Linked DNA regions of Homo sapiens: region 2 is linked to region 1. A link is an interaction called in ENCODE POLR2A ChIA-PET data of the cell type or tissue named here. Cell type or tissue: HepG2. All regions are shown on one strand.

Region 1 (2,500 bases):
ACAATAACAAAAAATCTGTGGTTCAAAATGAAAGCCCTACAATGCCAAAGGTAATCAATCTAAGATTAAATTATGTTCCATGTTAATCAAGGCAAAGATGGCAAGCATCTTGAAATTTCTTTCAGTTAATGCTCAAACAAAAGCTTTATGATAAATTCTGCATTAATCTTAATATCTAATTATTGAACTATTCTCATTATTCATACTCCTTTTCTATGAGCAATTTTTCTTCCATTGAATTTATCATTGGCCTTGAACCTTAAAAGTATTTTTATATCCCTAATTCTATGAGGCAAAATAAAAACCAAATTGAATAGGGCAACTTAAGCAATAACTTTGTTCCAAATCACTGATACCAACAGACTTAATCCAGTCCCAGTGTTCTGTCAATATTTTGCTTTTGGCTGAATGACTCCCTCTTATCATCATTTCAAATAGCCTAAGGTCATATTTAGATGACTAGCCATGCGGCCATGACCAAAACTCAGCTATAGGTTGGAAGCTGGTTGTCTCCTTTGGCTCAAAAAGTTGTGCTCTTGACTCCATCAACAGGATAGGAGATACAATCCTGCCATGGGCAGCTCCTGGATGTAGCCTCTATCACCTAATTCTGATTTTGTGTCACCCTGTGTTTATCAGGCAACCTTACCCCACCTATGGGTGGAGACCAACAAAGGTTGGGAAATGGGCACAGTGAGGCCATACCCTGACACCAGCTTGAATCTAGGCCTTCCCCAAGGCCCTGTGCCTGAACTCCCTTGCTGGACCTGCGTGAGTGGGAAAGCCTTTCCCACCCAAGCAACCGGCCCAACTTCTCCAACTCTTGGCAAAATGCAGAGAATGAGAGCAAGAAAGGCTGCACCTGTGTCCTCAGGTACTCAGGGGACAGGACAGTCTCTCTATGACTTGTATTATATTATTTGTCCATTTCACCATGGTGTGGCTCACCACTTTGGATAAAGTTATAAAACTTAATAACATGACCTTGTTAAAAGGCACCTGTAAACACTGCCCATTAATATATCAACCGCCACTGCCTAGGCTACAATACTCATGAGCTCTCAGCAGGAATAACCCCAAAGCCCCCCTAACTGGCTTTCCACTTCCTGTCCAACAAGACAATCTACATATTCCCTACTCACCTACTCAAAAAATCTCAAATCATTCCTTAATGGTCACCAAATGGCTAAATGAGTACAACAGTCCTTCCCCAACTGTATGGCTCCTCACAGGCTCCATGGTATTGGAACTGATAGCTAAATGACCTAAGAAGGATGGGGGAAAGCTAGGCTAGAAACAATAACTCGACAAACTTATGAAAGCTCTTTCGAACAGTTTCTAAAACTCATTTAAAAAAAAAACAACCTATAAAGAGTACACTGAATTTAAAATAGATATATTTGCCAGAACTAAAATTAATACTAACAGAAATTATATTACTTTCTACTTGTCATCCTTTTTCAGAACTCTCTTCCCCACTGTTTGAATAGCTGCCTTAGACATTTGCTTTCTTAGGAATGTAGAGAATACGTATTTGCTTTGCAGTCCTTTTCCCGGGGGCCTAGTTCTCCATTCAAATCTTCATTGTTCTTCAAATTATATGACTCAGTGCTGCTGACTGCCTCACGGTCCCACTGTGGTTCCAGAGACCCATGGTGACTTGGATTCTTGTGAAAAGAGTTTAGGTAACCTTGTATTCCTCAATCCGTTCCCTCCCTGGGTAACCAGGGTTATGCAGCCTCTGCTCTGCCCATGACAATTTCATGCCTTGGCAAATCCCATTAGCCTCATCCTCTCACAGTTCAGCCACCAGGTAGGGAGTTTTAGGGCCCAGGATTACCTTGTTTTGGCTTCCTCTACTCCCTGGTTTCAATGCAAACTTCTGCTTTTCCTCTGAGAACTGCCTGACTTTCCTTTTGCTATTCCCAATCCCTAGTTGTCGCTTTTTCTATTTATCACCAAGAGGAGTGATTCTACTCAATATATCCCAGACCACACTTCTCAAAACTGAAGAAAGCTTTTCACTCCTACTCAAGCATTTAAGGTCCCCTCTGACATATACTCAATGAACCTACCCAAACTCTATTCTTCTCATTCAGGAGAGAGTGACTGTTTATAGTTTCAACACACCTAACATGTCCCACCTTTGTGCCTATACTCATGTCCTTCTCCTGCCGCATTTTACCTACTAAAAATCAAAATCCTATCTATTCTTCAAAACAATCTCAAATGCTACCTCGTTCATGAAACTTCGTGGCTGACCTCCTATCAGACAAAATTTTGCTTTCTGGATCACCATGGCATTCTGCCTTACATTATGGCACCCAAGACAGTCCACCATACACAACAGACAGGTACTCAATTTGTAACAGTTGAATTGGACTAAAAACTAATGAAAAACTTACTTTCTATAAAAGCCTCAGATGTTCCCCAATGTCATAAGCAAAAAAGTTATTTTTTAAAAACGGAATCTTAGCTTGTCCTCCATGCAGACTGAAAC
Region 2 (2,500 bases), 95 kb after region 1:
AATCTCAGCACTTTGGAAAACCGGGGGGGGGTGGGGGGGGCGTGGATCACCTGAGGTCAGGAGTTCGAGACCAGCCTGGCCAACATGGTGAAGCCAGGTCACTATTAAAATACAAAGATTAGCTGGGCGTGGTGGCGGGCGCTTGTAGTCGCAGCTAATCGGGAGGCTGAAGCAGGAGACTTGCTTGAACCTGGGAGGTGGAGGTTGCAGTGAGCCAAGATCACACCACTGCACTCCAACCTGAGCGACAGCAGGAGACTCCATCAAAACACACACACACACACACACACACACACACACACACACACAATCAAAAAAACTCCCAGGCTCCCAGTGGCTTCCTCTGATACCAGCTAACACATTTGTGATGCCAACTGCCTGACAGGCAGAGCTCCTGTTGGAAAGCCCTCCTACAACCTATCTTGTTTGCTTTGTGAACGGTTTTATTAGGTTGGTGCAAAAGTAATTGCGGTTTAGCCATTACTTTCAATGGCAAAAGCCACAATTACTTCTGCACTTACCCCAATTTTTTTTTTTTTTTTTTTTTTGAGCCGGATTCTCCTGCTGTTGCCCAGTCTGGAGTGCAGTGGCGCGATCTCGGCTCACTGCAAGCTCCGCCTCCCGGGTTCACGCCATTCTCCTGCTTCAGCCTCCCGAGTAGCTGGGACTACAGGCCCCCACCACCACGCCTGGCTAATTTTTTGTATTTTTAGTAGAGACGGAGTTTCACAGTGTTAGCACTTACCCCGATTTTCTCCTGTGAAGCAATGTCCTAGGTTTGGAACTACCTTTGGGATCGCATTGTGTCCAAAAGAACCAAATTCCAGCTTTGGGCAATGGTCAGATACTGAAACTGACCAGTCCTAATATCTATCTGGATTTGGTCCAAGGTCCTGCCCTATCACAACTACTTGAGCGAACACATAAGATGTGTCATTGTCTTCATAAGACACAGAAGATAGTCATTGTCTTCTCTTCTTCAAGTTAAATAAAAAGTCCCAGTTACTTTAAAATAGCCTGTGGTATTTGAAAAAAAAAAAAAAAAAACTCTCTGCACAGTTAAGCCCAGGACCAGGATAGCATGGGTTACAAGAAATACAAACAGAGCCTTAAATATTGTAGGTCATGAGTATAGTAGAGGGAGAAACAGAATGCAAAATTTCCCAAAGTTAACCACAAAATTCAATTCTTTTTTTTCTTTTCTTTTTTCTTTTTTTTTTTTTTTGTAGGCCATCTCATGAGACTAGCCATCCTGCGGAACATACCTTGGGGAAGTATTTTTTTCTTCTTCTTTATAACCATTTTGGGGCTTTGTTTTGAATTGTCTGTGTTTTTCTTTAGTCGTGAGATTCAGAACAAATACCTGTGTCAGGAATGGGCTAATCTAGGTTGCACAGGATGGAGGAGACTTTACAGTTTCCACACCATTGGTTTCTTTTTCAACAACTGAGTGTTCTGTTTGATCAACTTCAAAGCAGCTCTGCTAACCATAACACTCCTGTTTACCACGTTTCTCAGCTTTCCTTGCATTCCACAGTATTTCCTTCCTTATGTTTGACCCATTTCTCCCCCAGATGTACCAACCCGCATAGTGAGTCAAAGAACTGACAATGGCTTTTGGTCAGTGGTTTTCCAGTAGCTCTGCAAAGTTTTGGGCTTCCACTGAGTTTCTCAGAAGCTGCCTGAAAATTCATGAATTGGCTCTAGACCCTTCCACCCACAACCCCAAATCAAGCTTTCTGCTTCTTTGTATTTCATATCAAGGCCTGTGTAAGACTGGAAAAAGGGATTTCTCAACTCGGCAATTTGAAAACGACTCATTTAAGTTATCACCTGTTCTCAGGCATATTATGTTAAGTGTCCAAAGAACAACCCAGATGGTTTTCATAATACCGCGATGTAGCAAGCAATGCTTTTGAAATCATCTCTGTGCTCCCTGCTTAGTGACTCTCTAACCCTTGCAGGAGGAGCTATGGAAGCCCCACTTCATCCCAGATTCTGAGACAAGCCTGGCACCTGTCAGCAAATAGTTAAGGAGTTCCCAAACCAGTAAGTTAAGGAGTCCCAAACCAGTAAGTGCCTCAGAGATTCAGGACGTGATTACGCTGCCTGCTACTCCTGACCTGGCTCTGAAAACCTTGTGTCCAAACCCCCGCCTGGAAACCCACAGTCCCAATAACTGAGTCCCTGTCTTGACTCTCTGCACCATCCTTCAGTTCCTACAGGCTCAGCCTTTCCTTGCCCCCTCCCCCAAGGTTTTGGAAATTAGAGTCTTCTACCAGCCACTCTGGTAGGGGCCTGTTTGCTGAATGCTATTTACCACCCGTGTTCTTATCAGTTGCCAGGGCTAGGCACTGTTTGATGTCTGGTTCTGAGCCATTTCTGGTTTGATCTGCTCTCCACCCTGACCTTCCCACTCATCTAAGCAGCTTATTGTCTCTGCCAAGCCCAGACTTAGATTGTCTTTAAAAATCCAAATTTATGGCCAGGTGCAGTGGCT

The links. Peaks named below come from ENCODE experiments on the same cell type or tissue, not always from the same donor. Only the 100,000 strongest peaks of a DNase experiment are listed, where the experiment ranks them.
Region 2: POLR2A ChIA-PET joins it to region 1 with 5 read pairs; 9 of 35 experiments call an interaction of 5 or more read pairs at or near these places.

Annotation. Positions count from the first base shown.
Region 1 is chr11:34,457,871-34,460,370 of GRCh38, reverse strand. The region is part of intron 8 of CAT (catalase); the gene reads right to left. Among named protein-coding and RNA genes, the nearest start is that of CAT, 20 kb to the right of the region's middle. In HepG2, no CTCF peak of the experiment used is centred here; no DNase peak of the experiment used is centred here.
Region 2 is chr11:34,363,338-34,365,837 of GRCh38, reverse strand. No RefSeq gene overlaps it. Among named protein-coding and RNA genes, the nearest start is that of ABTB2, 6.6 kb to the right of the region's middle. In HepG2, no CTCF peak of the experiment used is centred here; DNase peaks (open chromatin) are centred at 1,507, 1,897 and 2,347; H3K4me3 peaks cover 1,305 bases.